Linked DNA regions of Homo sapiens: region 1 is linked to region 2. Evidence: read pairs that join two places in POLR2A ChIA-PET (ENCODE). Cell type or tissue: Caco-2. All regions are shown on one strand. Each heading gives the region's core, and the rest is flanking DNA. Links, peaks and the distances in the headings are about the cores only. Region 1 has its middle 12 kb from the start of MYH16. Region 2 overlaps SMURF1 (SMAD specific E3 ubiquitin protein ligase 1).

Evidence for each region. ChIA-PET counts read pairs that join two places held together with the same protein. Peaks named below come from ENCODE experiments on the same cell type or tissue, not always from the same donor. Only the 100,000 strongest peaks of a DNase experiment are listed, where the experiment ranks them.
Region 1: POLR2A ChIA-PET joins it to region 2 with 6 read pairs; 2 of 35 experiments call an interaction of 5 or more read pairs at or near these places.

The regions. Positions count from the first base shown.
Region 1 is chr7:99,255,747-99,266,745 of GRCh38, forward strand. It overlaps a transcript of MYH16 not described here. Among named protein-coding and RNA genes, the nearest start is that of MYH16, 12 kb to the right of the region's middle. In Caco-2, for the core only: no CTCF peak of the experiment used is centred there; a DNase peak (open chromatin) is centred at 6,135; H3K27me3 peaks cover 115 bases.
Region 2 is chr7:99,062,046-99,073,044 of GRCh38, forward strand. All of the region lies in intron 1 of SMURF1 (SMAD specific E3 ubiquitin protein ligase 1), which reads right to left. Among named protein-coding and RNA genes, the nearest start is that of SMURF1, 77 kb to the right of the region's middle. In Caco-2, for the core only: no CTCF peak of the experiment used is centred there; no DNase peak of the experiment used is centred there.

The DNA.
Region 1 (10,999 bases), core at 3,644-8,643, 200 kb after region 2:
CCACTAGAACTGGGGTGGCAGTGGGGACAGGAGCCCACTTAGAGCTGCCAGACAGCTGCCCAGATCTTCCCTGGAGATTTCTGGGGTTGCGATCAGCATTTTATTCCAAGCCCATTTTAGCAAGCCAAGTTTCTCTTTGCAGAGTCGAACTAGAATTCCATGGGGACTTCAGGGGCCTTCAACCCCATGCAACTTTTCCTCCTCCCCAGCCCAGCTAGAAGTGACTCTGTCATTCTCCCAGTCCCCAACACACTCTCTGGCTCCTCTTATGACACTAAGCACTCACAACTTCTGTTAGGATTATTTGTGTACTAGGTTCTCTCTCCTCTTGGACAACAGAATCGATTCCTGATTTATCTTTGCCTTCCCCTCACCTAGTACCTGGCATGAAGCCTTAACAATAATAATAGTGCCAGGCACAGTAGCTTACACCTGTAATCCCAGTGCTTTGGAAGGCTGAGGCAGGAGAATTGCTTGAGTCCAGGAGTTTGAGACCAGCCTAGGCAACATACTAAGATCCCGTCTCTGCAAAAAAAAAAAAAAAAAAAAAAAAAATTTAAATTTGAAAATTAGCTGGGTGTGATGGCAAGCACCTGTTATGATAACCAGCTACTCAGAAGGCTAAAGTGGGAGGATCACTTGAGCCCAGGAGTTCTAGGCTACAATCAGCCATGATCATGCCACCGCACTCTAGCCTGGGCAACAAAGTAAGACCCTATCTCAAAAAAAATAAAATAAAATAACTGGCCAGGCATGGTAGCCCACAGCTGTAATCCCAGCACTTTGGGAGGCCAAGGCAGGGGGATCACTTGAGGTCAGGAGTTCAAGACCAGCCTGACCAACATGGTGAAACCCCGTCTGTACTAAAAATACAAAAAATTAGCCAGGCATGGTGGCGCATGCCTGTAATCTCAGCTACTTGGGAGGCTGAGGAAGGAGAATCACTTGAACCCAAGAGGTGGAGGTTGCAGTGAGCGGAGATTGTGCCACTGCATTCCAGACTGGGCGACAGAGGGAGGACTCCATCTATAAATAAATTAATTAATTAAACAAAATTAGCCAGGTGTGGTGGCACGCACCTGTTATCCCAGGTACCTGGGAGGCTAAAGTGGGAGGATCACTTGAGCCCAGGAGTTCTAGATTGCAGTGAGCCATGATCGTGCCACTGCACTCTACCCTGGGCAAAAAAGTAAGACCCTATCTCAAAAAATAATAAAATAACAATACTAATACCTCCCTTTCTTGAGCACTTACTATGTGCCAAGCACTGGACTAAACATTGTCACATCATTCTGATCTATCCTTATCATCATCATTTTGCAGATGACGAAACAGAAGCCAGAGAGGTTACTGTAAATAAATGAAATGACTATATTGCAGAACATCTGATCTGGGCCCCTTGGAGAACTCTCCCTGTTCAGGGGGTGTCCAACTCCAGCGTCCATGCCCTGCCGCAGTGGCCCTTCGGCATGGCCCCAGTGTGGCAGTCCCATGGCCTCCACTATGTGGAATGAGAGGCCAGGAGTCACATGACTTTGTCTCTGTTGCTTTGCAGGAAGCCTTTGACGTACTGGGCTTCAGCGCCGAGGAGAAGATGGCCGTGTATAAGCTGACGGGAGGTATCATGCACTTTGGGAACATGAAGTTCAAGCAGAAGCCCAGAGACGAGCAAGCTGAAGTGGACACCACTGAGGGTGGGTGCTGGGGCTTGGGCTGCTCAGGGACAAGGTGGCCAGTGCAGGGAGTTCCCTGCTTTCCAGGGCTTTGTGACCATTTCAGGGACATGCCAGGTCTATGTGGCTGCAAACCATGCATGTTCAGACATTGATATTTTCAGAAAGGCACAATTGAGTCAAGACATGATTTTGGCTTTTTGTTGTCGTTGTTGTTTTCATTTGTATTTATTTTTTGAGACAGGGTCTTGGTTTGTTGCCTAGGTGGGAGCGCAGTGGTGCAGTCATGCAATCATGGCTCACTGCAGCCTCAACCTTGTAGGCTCAAATGATCCTCCTGCCTCAAACCTTCTCAGTAGCTGGGACTACAGTGCACGCCACCACGCCTGGCTAATTTTTTAATTTTTTGTAGAAACGGGGTCTTGCTATGTTGCCCAGGCTGGTCTCAAACTCCTGGCCTCAAGTGATCCTCCTACCTTAACCTCCCAAAGTGCTGGAATCGCAGGCATAAGCCACTGTGCCCAGCTGCCACCTGACCTTGAGCAAGTGTAGAAACTACATCTTTGTTTTCTCATTGGCAAAATGGGATCTCCTCCACCCTCCCTTTCACCCGCTCCGTGAACCACAATAGATGTTGCCAGGTTTCTCCCAGGCATGGCAACATCTTCCTTGCACTCACCTGCCTTTTTTGTCTCTACTCAGTGGCTGACAAAGTCGCCCATCTCATGGGTCTCAACTCTGGTGAACTGCAGAAAGGCATTACCAGGCCCCGAGTCAAAGTTGGCAATGAGTTTGTGCAAAAAGGCCAGAACATGGAACAGTGCCAAAACTCCATTGGGGCTCTGGGCAAGGCTGTCTATGACAAGATGTTCAAGTGGTTGGTGGCCAGGATTAACAAGACCTTGGACACCAAGATGCAGAGGCAGTTCTTCATTGGAGTGCTGGACATCGCTGGCTTTGAGATCTTTGAGGTGTGCCTGGCCTTGCATTTGGTTTTTGCTTTGGGGTGGCTGTCCTCCTTATATAAGCTACTTTTTTGCTTATATAAGTTATAAAGTTCTCTTGTTTCTCACCTTGGACCTGGGGCAGACCAATCTCGGTTTGCCACTGGATCTCTGACTTTTGGACTCCAGAAATTTCCAGCTTCATTTGTATGGTGCCAAGTCATAAAGAATGGTGTGAACTTTAAGGATGGGATGAGTGGTGTGCTGAAGCCAGCCTGTACTGGCTAACAAGAGCTGATTGTGAAATTTTCAGGAATTTTGTGAGCCAGTTGACATCATGTTGATAGCTTGAAATTAGCCATGGCTTGAATATTTACACCATGGACATTGGCAAACACTATAAATCGGGTTTGGTTTTAAGAAGAGCTGATCAATCAGCTCACCACTAAAAAAAAAAAGCTTGTAAACCCCTTGTATTAGTCCATTTTCAAACTGCTATAAAAAACTACCTGAGACTGGGTAATTTATAAAGAAAAGAGGCTTAATTGACTGACAATTCTGCATGGCTGGGGAGGCCTCAGGAAACTTACGATCATGGTGAAAGGCAAAGGGGAAGCGGGCACATCTTACATGGTGGCAGGAGAAAGAGAGCAAGGGGGGAGGTGCCAAATACTTTTAAACCATCAGATCTCCTGTGAACTCCCTTGCTATCATGAGAACAGCATGAAGGAAATCTGACCCTATGATCCAATGTGGGGATTACAATTGGAGATGAGATTTGGGTGGGGACATACAGCCAAACCATGTCACCCCTTAAACTCCTTCATCTTACAGATGAGGAGAAAAATTACAGAGAAAGAGACAAACTGCCCTCAGGCATACGGGGGTCAGATCCATAGAGCATTTCGAGTGATTTCCATCCCTGGAAAGAAAATGGTTATTTCTTCAATGATTTCTGTTCAGGCTGGGGCCGCATGCAGTGGCTTATGCCTGTAATCCCAGCACTTTGGGAGGCAAAGGTGGGGGGATCACTTGTGCCCAGGAGTTTGAGACTAGCCTGGGCAACAGGGTGAGACCTCATCTTTTTTTATTTTTGTTTATTTATTTTTTTTGAGACAGAGTTTCACACTTTTTCCCCAGGCTGGAGTACAATGGTGCCATCTCAGCCCACTGCAACCTCCGCCTCCAGGGTTCAAGTGATTCTCCTGCCTCAGCCTCCCAAGTAGCTGGGATTACAGGCGTGCGCCACCACGCTTGGCTAATTTTGTATTTTTAGTAGAGATGGGGTTTTACCATGATGACCAGGCTGGAGACCTCATCTCTTTAATATATATGTGTGTGTATATATATATATGTGTGTGTGTGTGTATATATATATTATACATATATACATACATATTATATATACATATATACACGTATATTGTATGTATATATTATATATATGTATGTATGTGTATATATTATATATATATGTATGTATGTGTATATATATATATATATATTTCTGTTTACCATACAGGGCTGAAGTCTGGTTGCCTGGACTTTGGGTCTGAACATCATACTGTGTGGCCCGAGGCATGTGTTAAACCACTTTGTGCCTCTGCCTCTGTAGGGGAGGGAACAGAGAGCTACTTCTCATAGGGTGCTGAATGGCCAGTGTTAGGCACTTAGGGCAGTGCCTGACACTAGTGGGCCCTCTGCAAAGTTTTGCTTTGCTTGTGGTCGCTTCATTCAATCCTGGGAGAGGCTCTCTGTGCCTGTGCTGACGCCCCTCTTTCTGCCCTCCTGCCGCCACAGTTCAACAGCTTTGAGCAGCTATGCATCAACTTCACCAACGAGAAGCTGCAGCAGTTCTTCAACCACCACATGTTCGTGCTGGAGCAGGAGGAGTACAAGAGGGAAGGCATCGAGTGGGTCTTCATCGACTTTGGCCTCGACCTTCAGGCCTGCATCGACCTGCTGGAAAAGGTGACTTGCTTCTCAAAGGAGGGATTGGAGAGAGGCCAGGGCCAAGGGATGTCACTGGCACATGCAGGGAGGTGGCACTTGGCTTCAGGGGAGTCAGTGACACCACCAGTGACCTTCCTTGGTATGACCTCTAGCTCCCTATCTGCAAAATGGGTACTGAAGTGACTGCAATGACTACTGTTTGTTGGGCTATTGCATGCCACCATTCATTGGATCATCACAACCTACTGCATGTGGGGGAGGGGATACTTTTATTACACCCATTTCACAGATGGGAACATTGAGGCACAGAGATGGGAACATTGAGGCACAGAGAAGGGAACTTCCTTGTCCAATGTCCCACAACCTGTGAGTGGCAGAGTCACGCTCTGACCCAGGCAATATAATAGTTTTACCTATAACCACATCCACATGGAAGGTTTTAGCAAATGGTCCCCTTCAAGAATGTGTGTTGTGGCCAGGCATGGTGGTTCACACCTGTAATCCCAGCAATTTGGGAGGCTGAGGTGGGTGGATCACCTGAGGTCAGGAGTTTTGAGACCAGCCTGGCCAACATGGTGAAACCTCATCTCTAATACAAAAATTAGCCAGGTGTGGTGGCGGGCACCTGTAATCCCAGCTACTCAGGAGGCTGAGGGAGGAGAATCACTTGAACATGGAAGGCGGAGGTTGCAGTGAGCCGAGATTGTGCCACTGCACTCCAGCCTGGGCGACAGAGCGAGACTCTGTCTCAAAATAAATAAATTAAATTAAAAAAAAAAAGCAGAGAGCACAGGTGGCATTGACTTCCCCATTTTTCAGAAGGCCAAGCTTGCCAGGGGCCACTGTTTAGGTGGGATTAGCATTTGGGGAGCTATCTGGCCCCTTCAGATCTCAGTCTTCCCTTCTGTTGGACTCGATGATTTCAGCCTCTTTCAAGTCTTAATGGCCATGGTGTTTGATGACAAGGTCATGGAGCACCAGGCACTGTTCCCAGATGTCACTGCACAGAGTCCTGCTTCCTGGATGCCCACGTGGGTGTCTGGTGCATCTCTACACTGGCCCTGGGCTCAGTACCAGTTTGTCCTCTTTTGGGTCCTGCCACCTCCTCTAACATCACCCTGTTCTCTTCCTTCCCAGCCCATGGGCATCTTCTCCATCTTGGAGGAACAGTGCGTCTTCCCCAAAGCCACCGATGCCACGTTCAAGGCAGCCCTGTACGACAACCACCTGGGCAAGTCCAGCAACTTCCTGAAGCCCAAGGGGGGCAAGAGCAAGGGGCCCGAGGTCCACTTCGAGCTGGTTCACTACGCAGGCACCGTGAGTACTGGCCTCAGGGTCCCTCTGTGTTTCAGGTCCCAGCTGGCTGCCATCACTGCCGCTGTTGTAGGTACATGCTGACACACCCCTCCAGAGACGTCCCGCTTCCACTAGTGCACAACCATGGTATAACAGGGTAATCAGCCAATTGAAGTGAGCTCCGCTCACACTTCCTCATCACTTCTCCAAGGGAAATATCCATTAGGGAACAGCCATCAGACCTGTCCAGGCCACACCCTGCCCAGGCCCATCAGACCTGTCTGGGCCCTTGGTTTGACAGCTGAACTTCAGTCTTGGCCAGAAATGACAACATTTGCGAAAAGAACAAAAAAGAACAAACAACAAAAATTCCACGAGCCCATTAATTACTCCCAACTGATAACCTGGCTCTCTGACAGCTCATAGCCACCAAACCAACAAGGTGACATATATAAAGTGGCTTTTTCACTCATGACAAACTTAGTCCTTGGGAAGTGGGGAAATTAAGTGCAGCCAGGACTCAGGTTGCATTTGCATAATTAATAGGGGAGGTGACGTTCATCCTGCCAGCTTATAAGAATGCATTTTGTTTCCTTGGGATTTTATTATCGCTGTAAGTGCCAATGCTCCTGTTACCAATGGAGGTTGCTGAGCCTCTGTGGGTTTGACTGCCATGAAACAGCAGCCTTAAGACAGAGCTGTCAGGAAAGTCATGATGGCATTGGGCATCAGGGCCAAGGCTTTATGATACCATCAACCATAACCATAATGCCAATTGCTTGTAAAATGGATGTGGCCGATACTTGGAGCAAACAGCAGGCTTGGGACCAAATTGCAGCTCTCCATCCCCTCTTCCCACACTGAACTGAGAAGAGTTCCTTATTTATAGCAATGGAATATTCAAAGTCAAGTGGCACCTGTGCATTTCCAAGAAGGCCCTAAAATAAGGCAGAGATGACAAATGTCTTTGTGCTGCACAGGAGATGGCAAACCCAGAAGTTCTGGCATCTCCTCTACTTACCTCACTTCTCTGTGCTCAGTGGAGGGACCTGAAAGACTCCTTCCTCCTTACCCTTGCCATGGGGACCATGTGGCAAGATGGGAAGCAGAAATTAGTGGATGTCCAAATACCTGGATATATGGAGCCCCCAGTGCTGGATGGATGGAGCCCCCTTTCCATCAGCCAATGACCCTACAGTGATGTAAGACAGTGTGCATGCTCCCCTAGCAAGGAGAGACCCTACAGTGTTTCAAGAGGGGCTGCATGCTTCCCAGCAAAGAGATTTCTTCACGTAGCTCGGGATTCTACAGCCACGGTCAGTCACAGACAGCAAACCACTGGGCAGAAGAAGACCCAAGGGTCAGGGAGGGTCAGCGTGGCCAGCAGAGTAAGCTGTGCAAGAGAAGGTCACACAGCCCAGGAGAGAGTAGCAGGGGAGTCTGGGTTTATGTGCAAAGCTCAGAGTTGGCGTATCCTAGATGGGCAAACTGCAAATGCCCAAGAAGGCAGATGATGGAGCCTCCAACTCAGATGGGGCTTCAGGGGCATCCCAGGACACCAGGAGAGTCATGAGGACAAGAACTGGAGCCCCAGGATGTGGGGGTGAAAGTTGGTCCTGGGAGCTGAGAACAGGAGAGAGCTGTAGGAGGGGCTCTAGCTGTGGCACCTGAAAGGGAGAGGCTGAACCTCAAAGTTACCCACTGGCGTTTGCCCTCTCCAGGTGGGATATAACATCACAGGCTGGCTGGAGAAGAACAAAGACCCCCTGAATGAAACAGTGGTGGGCTTGTTCCAGAAATCGAGTGTGGCAATCCTGGCCCTTCTCTTCAAAGAAGAGGAGGCTCCAGGTAGGGCTGACCCCTTGTTGTGTCCAGTATCCCTGTGCTGATGCCCTTTAGTGGCCAAAATGGAAAGAAGAAACCAAAACTCTTTGATTCAACTCTTGTGGAATAAGTGAGTGAGTAAGTGAGTGAACCGATGGATGAATGAATGAATGAAAAGTGGCTTGAGATAGGCCATGGATGATACTGCAAAAGAGGCAAGCAGAGGCAACATGGGAGCTTCCAATGATTGAACTGATTGCTGGGCACATCTTGCCTCTAGGTGGATGGATACTGCTTTGGAAAAGTTGACACCCAGATGTTCTATGTTTCTTTTCTGTTTCCCTCTCTCTTGTCAGAAGCAAATGCCAAGCTCAGTCCTGCCTCTCTTCCAATAGAGGTCATGTGGCTCATAGAGGAATGCTCTGGTGGATGCTGCCCCATAGGGTTGCCAATTAGTGGGGCCAGAAACACCAGTCTCCCTGGTCTCACCACCAAAGTGCACCTTCTCCCATGGTCTATGGGTGCTTCTTCCTCCCCAGAAAATGGGAGCAGTTTGTCACCTTGCATCAGAAATCACAAAAGACTGCACCCTCCCAAGGAGCACAGCAACTCTTTTGAGAATTACGCTGTAGCCAGCCCGTTTGATCACTCCCCGGTAGATCTCATTTTCCTCACATGAGGGTCCCCCTTATCCAGCCCTAAGATAAGCCTTTTTAAATCCAAAGAATGTGTGTGCTTTGCTGCAGAGTGCTTAATGGGGCTGCCTTTCTCCATACTGGGTACTGATGTGAAACGTGCTTGTCCCTTCCTCAGCCGGAAGCAAGAAGCAGAAGAGAGGCTCCTCCTTCATGACAGTCTCCAATTTCTACAGGGTGAGCAGGGGTGCCCCCAACCCTCCCTTTCAATGTTGGGTAGTCTGGCTGCTGCTTCATGGCCAGGGGCAGGATGATTTCATTTTTCTGTCTATGATCGCCTCTTTACCTGGAGGGGTCTGTTTCCTTCTGAAGAGGCCACAGAATCATAGGATCATTGGGCAGAAGAGACCCATTTTTGGATTTAAACCTGGAGAGTAAAGGGATTTGTGCAGCGTGATCACGCGAGATAGCAATGCCCAAGAGCTTGTGTCCTAGAGTTGGCTGGCAGGTCTTGGGCTGGCCACAACTTCCATGAAGTTTGGGCATTACCTTCCAAAGTGCAGTCTACAAGGAGATGTTGCACAAAGGAAGATGTCAACACTTTTCAAGAATCAGGCTGTCCCAAGGCAGAGTGGGTCACCTCATTGGAGATATCCAAGCAGAGGAGGAGGGAGCATCCATTAGGGAAGCTAACAGTGGACAGGGCTTTGCCCACACAGACCCTATGGTTCCTCCTAGTACTGAGATTCTACAACGACCCAGCTCTGAATCTGGAGGGGCCCCACTTCTTGCAAACCACGGCCCCTTGAGCAAGTCATTGGACCTTGAGAGCAGTGCTGCCCAATGGCACTTTCTGCAATGATGAAACGTTCTCTTCTGCACTGCCCAATACGGTAGCCGCTAACCACATGTGGCTGAGTTTTAATTCAGTTTTAAGTGAATAAACTTTAAACAAATACCTCTCCTGCATGTGGGTGTCCTGCAACATCAATGCAAAGTTTCACTCACTTGTTCTTTGTCCTCCAACCCCAGGAGCAGCTGAACAAGCTGATGACCACCCTCCATAGCCGCACCCCATTTTGTCCGCTGTATTATCCCCAATGAGTTTAAGCAATCGGGTATGTTGTGGGGTCACGGCTCCCTGCTGGAAGTCCTGAGGTTCTGTGAAGTTAGTGTTCATTCCAAATTAAGTCCACCTTTCATCACCAAGGCTGATGGGGGCAAAACAAGGCTCTGAGAGAAACCTCAACAATGGGTCATCCAAGAATCATATTCTAGCTGCTTTATAAAGCAGAATGGTGCCCAGCCAGGCAGAAATCAAACTTGGGAGCTTTTGGGCATTGGCCAAATGGTGGGGGACCTGGGGCCTCTGGGACAGTGACAGGAGAAGACTGGGGATGATGGCACAGATGCTCAGTTCAGCCTCCTTGAGTGGCCAGGACTGGCCTGTCCCACCCCAGAGGAGGGACTCTCCATCCTGCACCCTCCCCCTTGGCAGGTGTGATAGACGCCCACCTGATCATGCACCAGCTAGCTTGCAATGGTGTCCTGGAAGGCATCCGTATCTGCAGGAAGGGCTTCCCAAACAGGCTGCAGTACCCGGAGTTCAAACAGAGGTGAGTGATGTCTCCCTGGGTGCAAGGCTCAGATGCCCAGGAGTTGACCAGCTGATAAGTCACATCCCACTGCAGCAGATATTATGGTGCTCTGCCAATACCACCTCACCATCAGTCACTACCTTAGTACACACTGGCCCAAATTTCAGAAGAGATTGGGCATGTTCAGGGTGGTATGGCCATAGACACTTGCCCAAATTTCAACTGCCAGCCCCTGCATTTCTCAGCTGCTGGATGCTGCTTTGCCCTTTCTTGGCAAGCTGAAAGTCCTGGGAATTAATGCCTCCCTGGAAGGAGCCCTCAATCAGTGACTGAGGAGAGCTGGTGTATAAATACCTCAGCTCCCTCACCCTTCTGGTGGCTAAATCTGAGACATTTTCCAGACATGCGCTCAGACAGCAGTGTGTTGGTAAATGTTAAACAAGAGCTCTTCTGGTCCAAAAAAAACCCCGATTGCTAGTGTCTGCCCATTTCCATGATGTAAATACTCCCACTGTGGCTCCCAGTGATCCCAGCAGCATTAAGCTCCAGTTGCCTGTTGCACTAACTGCCCCCATAACGTGCCTTTTATTGGCTTTCTTCCCATTCCCCACTCTGCCACCTCCCAGATAAACTACTTGCACTTGAATTCTTATCTCAGGGTCTGCTTCTGGACGAACACTGGGGTAACTAATACCCCCACCTTAGAGATGATCTTCTACCTCCTCCAACTTCCTAGAACATAGGGCCACAGATTGATGGATCAGGAAAGGTCACTAGAGGTCACCTTATCCAAGCCCCTCTGAAGTCCCCAGTTGGGGACTTGTGTGTCCAAGATCACAAAGGGGGCTGCTCCCAGGTCATGATAAAAAACCTGTTTGCTGATGTCTGGATCAATGCCCTTTTCTCAACTCCAAGCTCTATCAGGAAGGGATTTTGGTGTCTTCATTTCTAGAAACAGCTCCTCCCTGTACCCCCAACCCACACCAATGTCCACTCCCAAGCTGTAGCCCTTATTCCAAAGCCTCCTATTGATCTCATCTCTCTGCCTCCCAGGGGCATCTGTCAAACAAGTCTAA
Region 2 (10,999 bases), core at 2,158-7,157:
AATGCTTTAAACTAAAAATCTTAAACACATTCAGATGGGTTGATCAATATACTTTTTTTTTTTTTAAGAGATAAGGTCTTGCTCTCTTGCCCAGGCTGGAGTGCAGGGGCATGATCATAGCTCATTGCAGCCTCGAACTCCTGGGTGATTCAAGCAATCCTCTTGCCTCAGCCCTCCCAGTAGCTAGGATTATAGGCACACGCCACCATGCCTGGCTAAATGTTCTTATTTTTGTAGAGATAGGGCCACTGCACCCAGCCTACCGATATTCTCTTATACTGCATATGATCACATAAAAACCAACTCAAATAAAGACCTGAAGTATTTATCCTTACAGGTACCGCTAATGACAGAAGAAGCTATGCAATTTTTTATTCTGATAAGTAATACAATTTTGTAAATGTAAACTTTGATATGTTGGAAAATAGTAAGCAAGGGGAAGGTGGTAAAAAAAAATATGGGGCCATCATCAGGGTAGTGTGAACAAAAAATGATAAAATGCACGTTAAGAACTTAGCACAGGCTGGGCATGGTGGCTCACGCCTGTAATCCCAGTACTTTGGGAGGCTGAGGTGGGCAGATCACCTGAGGTCAGGAGTTCAAGACCAGCCTGGCCAACATGGAGAAACTCCATCTCTACTAAAATACAAAAATTAGCTGTGTGTGGTAGCGCATGCCTCTAATCCCAGCTACTCCAGAAGCTGAGGCAGGAGAATCACTTAAACCCGGGAGGCAGAGGTTGCAGTGAGCCAAGATCTCACCACTGCACTCCAGCCTGGGTGACAGAGCGAGACTCTGTCTCCAAAAAAAAGAACTAAGCACAGTGTTGATGTATAGAAAGAATGCAATTAAGGTTCTTATTATTTTATTAATGAGTAATGAGGTAGTATCAATTACTGTTAAGAGAGTTTGTCACCAGACCTGCTTGCTACACAACGCAAGTGACTGTGTCAGGGAGACACTGAGGTGCTTTTGTCTTTTGTACTGCTTCACAAATTGTCCTCAATTTTAAGAATATTATGTTTTATTAAGCACTTGTATTTTACAAAAATGTGCTCACATAATAGATATTGTTCTGCCAAGTTTCACTTCGTTTTATAAAACTAAGTGAATAATGTCGTAAGTGATAAGCTATAGCTTTATCAAGATATATATATTTATATAGTCAAGATATATATATATATATAAGATTTATTTATATATATATATATATATATATATATATATATATATATATATATATATATATATATATATATAAAAAGAGACAGGGTCTCACTCCGTCACCCCAGGCTGGAGTACAGTGGCACAATCATAGCTCACTGTAGCCTCAAACCCTTGGGCTCTAGGGATCCTCCAGCCTCAGCCTCTCGAGTTGCTGGGACTACAGGCACACACCACCACACCCAACTAACTTCTTTTTTTAAAGAGACAGGCTCTCACTATGTTGCCCAGGCTGGTCCCAAGCTCCTGGCCTCAAGCAATCCTCCCAACTTCGCCCCACAAAGTGCTGGGATTATAGGGATAGGCCACCATGCCCAACCAAGATACGATTTATATACCACACAATTCATCCATTTAAAGTGTGCAATACAGTGGTTTTTAGTATACTCATGGGTGGGACAACTATCATTACAATCAATTTTAGAACATTTTTATCATCCCAAAAAGAAAGGCCATACCCAGTTTAAACTAACAATCTTAAACACATTAAGATGGGTTTATCAATATACTTTTTTTTTTTTTTCAGAGACAGGGTCTTGCTCTGTTGCCCAGGCTGGAGTGCAGTGGCATGATCATAGCTCACTGCAGCCTCGAACTCCTGGGATCAAGCAATCCTCTTGCCTCAACCTCCCTAGTAGCTAGGATTACAGGCACACGCCACCCAGCACACTTTGGGAGGCCGAGGCGGACGGATTACTTGACATCACGAAGTGGTGTTAGATTTTGTCAAATGCTTTTTCTACATGTGTTGAGATGCTGTTTTGGTGTTTGGCCTTTGTCTATTGATACGGTGCGTGACATTAATTGATTTTAAGTTGTTAAACCAACCCTGCATTGTGAGATAAACTCAACTTGGTCACGGTACACAGTCCTTTTAATATGTCGCTATATTCAGTTTGCTAGTATTTTGTTGAGGAATTTCACATCTATATTCATAAGGGATATTGGTTTGTATTTTCCTTTCCTTCATAGGCTATCTAGTTTTGGTATCAGAGTGATACTGGCCTCATAAAATGAGCTGGGAAATATTCCCTCCTCCTCCTCGTCTTTTTGTTTTGTTTTGGAAGAATTTGTATTAATTCTTCTTTAATGTTGGGTAGAGTTCACCAGTGATGGCCTCTAGGCCTGGGCTTTTCATTTTCTTTGTGAGAAGTGTTTTAAATTACTAATCCAATCTCTTTACTTTTTATAGACCTAGTCAGATTTTTCCATTTCTTCTTCAATCAGCCCTGGTAGTTTGTGAATTTCCAGAAGTTTGTTGATCTCCTCACTTTTCATAAGTCTATTCAGATTTTTGCATTTCTTCTTCAGCCTTAGTAGTTTGTGTCTTTGTAGATGTTTGTTGATTTCACCCATGTTATCAAATTGTTGGCATACACTTGTTTGTAATATTCCTTGATAATCAGTATTCCTTGATAATATTTCTGTATAGTCAATAGTAATATTTCTTCTTCAGAGTAATGTAATCTTTATATACTTCCTTTCCACCTCAGTCTTTTTAGTGGATAGATCACTATTAATTACACCTCCTGCTGATGTTTCATTTCTTGTTACTCTAATTACAAAATACATACTTGAAAATATGGAAATGTGTAAAATAGAAAATCCACAGCCCCAAAACCTCATCATTACTGTTTGTCTAGCATTTGCCTGGCTAGTCTCATGTGCTTATTTTTCCCATTAACATTTAGAATCATTTTGAGCAAGTTTTTAAAAAATGACTTCATAAGTAAATGAGGAAAATTTTTACCTATTTACAATAGAGTATCTTGAATGTAGCATATTTATCCCTTTATTAAGTTTTTTGATGCCTTTAAGTGAGTTGGGTTTTTTTTTTTTCTTTTTTGAGACAGAGTCTCTGTCGCCCAGGCTGGAGTGCAGTGGTGCGATCACAGCTCACTGCAGCCTTGAGCTTCCCAGGCTCAGGTGAGCCTCCCACCACAGCCTCCCAAGGAACTGGGACCGCAGATAAACACCAGCACACTTGGATAATTTTTTTGTAGAAACGGGGTCTCAGTATGTTGCCCAGGCGGGTCTGAAACTCCTGGGTTCAAGCAATCCACCAGCCTCGGCCTCCCAAAATGCTGGGATTACAGACGTGAGCTGCTGCATCCAGCTGAGATTTTAAAGTATTTCATAAAAGTCTTGCACATTTCTCTTTGGGTGGATTCTTCGGGTATTTTTTGTTACTATTGTGAATGGAATCCTTCCTTTTGTTGCATTTTCTCATTGTTATTTGGATATAGACGAGCTATTAGTTTTCTCACATTAATTTGAAATCACCCATCTATTTGGGCTCTCTTCACATTGGCCTATAATGTTCTGTTTGCTTCAGTTTTCCTTTTCTTTTCCAAAGCTTGGAATATCTCAACAGCTCTCATATAAAATTCCAAGTGTCCAAAACTGAAGTTCTTCCCAGTCTGACTAGAAACCTAGTCCTCTCCCAGGATCCATCAGTTCAGAGACCTTACCAGCCCCCATCAAAGGCACAAGCGAGGCTGGGCGCGGTGGCTTACGCCTGTAATCCCAGCACTTTGGGAGGCCGAGGTGGGAGGATCACGAGGTCAAGAGATCGAGACCATCCTGGCCAACATGGTGAAACCCCGTCTCTACTAAAAATACAAAAATTAGCTGGGTGTGGAGGTGCGTGCCTGTAGTCGCAGCTACTTGGGAGGTTGAGGCAGGAGAATCGCTTGAACCCAGGAGGCGGAGGTTGCAGTGAACTGAGATCGCGCCACTGTACTCCAGCCTGATGACACAGTGAGATTCCGTCTCAAAAAAAAAAAAAGGCACAAGCGAGAAGACTACATGTTCTCCCTTTTTCCTCTGAATCTCAAATACGTTACCTTCTTAGCATCTCCACCCTTGTCCAAGCTCCCAACACAAGCTCTGATGAACTGACCGTTTCAAGACTTACATCTCATGTCTGTCTTCCTTTTAAAATTCTCCAGTGGCTTCCCCTTGCAGAACTCTAGCCTTATGAGCCTCCGATCCCTCCCAACCTCCCTGTGCAGTCTCAAATATTAGCCACCAATTCTGGGCCCTGGTTTTTGGAGGTGCTGGTGCTAGATTGCTTCTGAATAGAATAATCCTGGTCACATGTCTCACAAATATTAATCTTTGCTCATACAATGTTTGAGTTTAAGGCTCATTCCAGTGGAATTTGGTTATATCATAAAGTGCGGAAAGGTCTCAGCAGTGTTAGCACAAAGAAAATTTTGCTTTGGCCAGACACAATGGCTCATGCCTGTAATCCCAGTACTTTGGGAGACTGAGGCAGGTGGGATCGCTTGAGCTCAGGAGTTCGAGACCAGCCTGGGCAACATGGCAAGATCCCATCTCTACAAAAAATACAAAAATTAGCCAGGCAAGGTGGTAGGCGACTGTAGTCCCAGCTACTTGGAAGGCAGAGATGGGAGGCTCACCTGAGCCTGGGGAGGTCGAGACTGCAGTGAGCTATGACCACACCACTGCACTCCAGCCTGGGTGACACAGTGAGACTCTGTCTCAAAAAGAAAAAAAAAAAAAAAGAAAAGAAGAAATTTGCTTCAATTCCCTGTAAGGATCATTTCAGGTCATTCTGAATGTGGTTAAGTTAATGGTATATGATTTCTCCTACTAAAATAGCTTTGTGATCAGGACATGGAATTTGGTCCACTCTAGAGATATATGGATAAAAGGTAATTCATTAGACAGCATAAAATCTCATTGTATTTGGATTTTTTTTTCTTTTTTTTTTTTTTTGAGACAGAGTCTCGCTCTGTCACCCAGACTGGAGTGCAGTGGCATGATCTCGGCTCACTGCAACCTCCACCTCCTGGGTTCAAGTGATTCTCCTGCCTCAGCTTCCTGAGTAGCTGGGATTACAGGCACACACACCACCATGCCCGGCTAATTTTTTTATTTTTAGTAGAGACGGGGTTTCACCATATTGGTCAGGCTGGTCTTGAACTTTTGACCTCATGGTCCACCCGCCTCGGCCTCCCAAAGTGCTGGGATTACAGGTGTGAGCCACCATGCCCAGGCTTAGATCTAGTATTTTTTAAAAAATACATTTATGTACCAATACAGTGAGGTTCTGGGGATACAGCAATTAACAAAAGACACATTTCCAGAACACTGAGTTTATTTTTCAGTGTGGACCAATGCATGTTTTCTTCAGTTCCAACCCTGAAGCACCCCTCTACCTTAGCCAGATCATGCCTCTTACATGCCATAATTTCCTAATCACATCCCGTAGTTTTCCTAATGTTGGGAATATGGCCAAAGCAAATTACATAATGTTCACGAAGCATTTGAATACATGGAAAGGAAGTGTTTTGCTAACATGAGGTACATTCAGTTAGTAAAACAAGCTTCTTTTACCTGGCAAAAGATAGGGTTACAAAAATAGTACTTGAGGTCGGGCGCAGTGGCTCACGCCTGTAATCCCAGCACTTTGGGAGGCCGAGGCGGGTGGATCACATGAGGCCAGGAGTTCCAGACCAGGCTGGCCAGCATGGTGAAATCCTGTCTCTACTAAAAATACAAAAAATTTAGCCAGGCGTGGTGGCGGGTACCTGTAATCCTAGCTAGTCGGCAGACTGAGCCAGGAAAATTGCTTGAATCTGGGAGGTGGAGGTTGCAGTGAGCCAAGATCACGCCACTGCACTCCAGCCTGGGCGACAGAACGAGACTATCCCCCCCACCAAAAAAATACTACTTGTGGTTTCACCCACTCCAACAATGAACTACAGCAAAAACTTAGTACTTTATTCAATCTTGAGAAAGTTTCTAATTTGTGTCAATACTTCTAATATTTCTCTAGCCTGTGGCTAGAAACTTTCACTGCAATGTTATTCCTCTCTTCTTCTTATATTTCTGTGTCTCCAAGTCCTATCACTATCTTCTTCTGAATGTCTCTTGAATTTGTCTGTTCTGTATTTTTATACCCACTCTCTTCTTCTTGGCATCACCTATGCACAACTGTGCCCTCCCTGATGGAAGCCTCCCTGGTCCACAAGACATTTAGCCACTACATCAATCTTTTTTGTATCTGTAGAGGTAAGATCTCACTCTCTGCCCAGTCTAGAGTGCAGGGGCACAATCATGGCTGACTGCAGCCTCAGACTCTTGGGCTCAAGTGATCCTCCCACCTCGGCCTCCTGAGTAGCTGGGACTATAGGCATGCACCACTATGCTCAGCTAATTTTCCTATTTTTAAAAAATCTCTGTAGAAACAAGGTCTCACTATGTTGCCCAGGCTGCTCCAAACACCTGGCCTCAAGTGATCCTCCTGCCTCAGCCTCCCCAAGTGCTGAGATTACAGGACTAAGCCACTGTGCCTGGCCCAGATCAATCTTTTGAATGCCATTTTCATGTTCTTATGCAAAAACATCAACAACAACAAACAACAACAACAAAAATCTCTAATGACTCTGTATTTTACTGTGAATCCTGAGTTTCTCCCTGGGTATTAAGATTTCCCATTCCCTAACAACACATTTATTCCCCATTATTCCTCATGGTATAGCTTGGATTAGCCCCTTTTACCCACCCCAGCTACCTCCCAGAGTTTATTCTTGCTTCTTAACCCATCAGACAATCCCTCTCTCCTTGCTGGGCCCTAACCTACATTCAGGGTCCAGGCCAGGCATTTTGTCAGTGAAGCCTCACTCAAGCCAGTGTTTCCCAAACGTCAGTCTGTGATGACATTTTCACTAGTGCCAAAACCAAAAAAATAAGGACAATGTAAGCGGGGTTTTCATAAAACGAAACTAATTTTAAGTGGCTGTTCTTTGTTGTGATGTTATGTCTTTCCTGCTTTTTTCATGTTAAAATGTTCTTTCTTTAATGAAAGAGGTAACAAAAAACGGTGACAGAGCAGTGACTTAGCAAAATAAAAACTGGGCAATATTATACTGATCCCCACATGTACATAAATGTTTCGACTGCTCTGGGAATTACAACTCTAACCATCAGTGATCAGCTCCCTCTTTTTAATCCTATTTAAGAATCATATAGTTTAGTATTCAATTACTTCCCATACAGGTGGCTTTGTTCCCCAGCTAAGTTAGGCCCCTCTGAGGGAGGAACCATCCATCCATCCATTCATTCATTCATTTTCTGGGCCAGCGTTTCGCTCTGTCACCCAGGCTAGAATGCAGTGGCACGAACACAGCTCACTGCAGTCTCGAACTCCTGGGCTCCAGTGATGCTCCCACCACAGCCTCCTGAGTACCTGGGACTACAGGGCATGCACCACCACCCCTGACTAATTTTTCAATTTCTTGTAGGGACAAGGTCTTACTATGTTGCCCAGGCTGGTATCAAACTGAGCTTAAGCAATCCTCCCGCCTCAGCCTCCCCAAGTGCTGTGCCACTTCCAAGGCCACTGTACCAGAGCCACTGATCTGTCAATTCTGATACAAATTTAGGATATCTTCAAATTTGCATTGAAGGAAAAAAAGTCACATTTCAGTTATATCAACAGATTCAAATGCCAAAAATGTTAAGCCCATACAGGAGAACTGAACTCCATTCCATTATCTGCAACTGAAACAAACACTTCTTTCCAATCTTGCTCAGTAAGTTTATGCATACACAAGACTCACACATGTTTCCACTATTCAGACACCATTAAATGATCAAATGATTTCTTCCTGCGGGGAAAACTGTCTAAGTTAACAAAACACACTTTAGCACCCACCGGCCATGCCTATTGGCTTTGGAGGTGGGAACAGATCTCTGGTAAAGTGACAGTCCTGAGGTAAGTTTTCAAAACACCTGTTTGCTTAAAATATGGATGTTACAGTTCATCTTCTACAATTGCACTAAATTAAAAATAAATGACAAAATCATGTGAACTATTTGCCATCAGAAGTGTGACAGAATTCAGATCATACCCCAAACGTGGCAGGGTTAGGCAGAGCTGTTGTGGCAAAAACTGTCTCTTCTGTGAGACACAACTGAGCCCCAAGGACGAGGTGGGGATGTGCCACCTGCTGCCTGTCCCCACGGGTTCCCTGCCAGCACCAAACATTAATACTATCTGTGTGATCCTTTCTAGTCCAGAAAGCTCTTCTAGAAACACTATTCTCTTCTTATTCTCATAGGATGAGGGACATGGACACACAGACAGATGGATTTTTTTCCTAATTCATGGGTGAAGGCATCTCTGCTGCACCCCCATCCCACTCTACATTAATGCGGCATCATCATAGCTCTTTGCAGAGCCTGAAATTAAACCCTTTCTTTATTTGCATTCTTCTTAATGCCTAGCTCCACTGAAGCAAGTACTGTGTCTTTTATTCTTAACCACTGTCTCCCCAGAGGCTGAAACAGTGCCTGGCACATGCAGTTGACTTTAAACATATTTGTTAAATGGTATTAGGTAATGACTTTTTTTTTTTTAACTGTGTAGTTAACCCACTAGAATGTAAGCATCAAGAAGGCAGACGCTGCCTTCTCAACCATTACATTCCTAGCACGGAAGCACAGGGCCTGGCAGAAATTAGCGCTTGATCAATGTTTGTTGAAATCAATGGATAACTGCCTGCTTGAATGAATGTATGAAAACAACTGTTTTGCAAGCGCCACAATGTGATGTGTCTGACTCCTATGCCATGTTCACAAGGAGTCGAGAGCCTGGAAGCTTTGCACACTACTGCCTGGAAGATCTGATTCTTTGGAAATAAAATATATATATATATTCTGCAGGTTCAAAGCAGAAGTATTATTATAATGAGGGAGAAATAAAGTAATAAAGTACATGTCAAAAAACAAGTACTAAAGTCCAGAGGGCATTTGGAACTTTTTTTTTTTTTTTTGAGATGGAGTCTTGCTCTGTTGCCCAGGCTGGAGTGCAGTGGCACGATCTCAGCTCGTTGCAAACTCCACCTCCCAGGTTCAAGCGATCCTCCTGCCTCAGCCCCCCTAGTAGCTGGGATTACAGGCATGTGCCACCATGCCCGGCTAATTTTTGTATTTTTAGTAGAGACGAGGTTTCGCCATGTTGGCCAGGCTGGTCTCGAACTCCTGACCTCAGGTGATCCACCCGCCTCGGCCTCACAAAGTGCTGGGATTACAGGCGTGAGCCACCGCGCCCGGCCAAAAACGGGACACGGAACTTTTTATTTGAACAAAGCTCTCATGAAGGAACCGTCATTTTTACATCTTAAGGAATGATCTTCAAGGATTTGTTACACCATCACATTCCAAGAAAACCGGTAACTGGGGATCACTCTCTATTTTTTAACATTAAAATGTTATTTTTCCCAACACCCTCACAGAATCTGCAGCCCCTGAAGTAGGAGCTCTTCCTGGATGGAGAAAGAAGACAGGTCGCACACAGGAAGCAATTGCCAAAGCTATTGTTTTCTTTCGTTTGGTTTTTTCTTAAGTATTATAGGCTAACACCTTTGCTTTGGAAGGTAAGAAAAGTGTCTCATTAAAGTCTATCTATATAGGACAATTTCTATCTCCAGATAATGTTTCTGTCTTAAATAAACCCAGTGGAATGTTTTACAGCGGAACAAGGGCAAGGCCAGACTCAGCGGCTCATGCCTGTAATCCCAGCACTTTGGGAGGCTGAGGCAGGAAGATTCCTTGAGCCCAGGAGTTGGAGACCACCCCTGAGCAACGTAACAAGACACTGTATCTTAAAAAAAAAAAAATAGAAATTAGCCAGTTCAGTGGTTTGCACTACTCAGCACCAGCTACTCAGGAGGCTGAGGGAGGAGAACTGCTTGAACCCAAGAGTTCAAGGCTGCGGTAAGCTATGACTGCACCACCGCACTCCAGCCTGGGCAACAGAGTGAGATGCCGTCTCTTTAAAAGAATAAATAAATAAGAAGAAGAAAGGAAAAAAAAAAGTAATCATAAGTAATAGCAAGAGAAAGCAATGTCAGTATTTTCTCTCTCTGTGTTCTACCAAATGAGGCAGTATTATTATTTTATAGAGATAGGATTTTGCTATGTTGCCCAGGCTGGTCTCAAACTCTTGGTCTCAGCAATCCTTCTGCCTCAGCCTCCCGGAGTGCTGGAATTCCAGGTGTGAGTCAACATTTCCAACCGAGGCAGTATTAATTTGACACATAGAAAGATCAACAGAAAATCCAAAGGCGGCCAGGCGTGGTGGCTCACCAGCACTTTGGGAGGCCAAGGCAGGTGGATCACCTGAGGTCAGGAGTTTGAGACCAGCCTGACCAACGCAGTGAAACCCTACCACTACTAAAAATACAAAATTAGCCAGGCGTGGTGGCGCAAGCCTATAATCCCAGCTACTGGGGAGGTTGAGGCAGAAGAATCACTTGAACCTGGGGGACGAAGGCTGCAGTGAGCCAAGATTCTGCCATTGGACTCCAGCCTGGAGACAGAGCAAAATTCTATGTCAAAAAAAGAAAAGAAAAGAAAATCCGAAGGTGAGGATGAAGTTTAGCAAGGTAATACACTGCAAAAACCCCACACGTGGCTATGAAAACCCCAGGAAATACACACAATCTTCTAAAACAAAGTGCCTTATAATTTCTTTCCTATTTATCATTTTATAGTGCTACTTCCATAACACTGAAGTATTTAACGGTATTATTTTGCCTGGTTTTATCATAAAAGCCATTATAATTATTTGGCTAATCATTATTCACATCACAGTATAAATCAGGGTAAAATAATTATGCTCAACTTGATTGAGCATAGAAGGAAAATAGAAGCTCAGAGAGATTAAGCAACAGCTCGAGGTGACCTGGCAAAGTTAGTGACGGAGATAAGAACTGATCCATCTCCTCAATGAAAACCA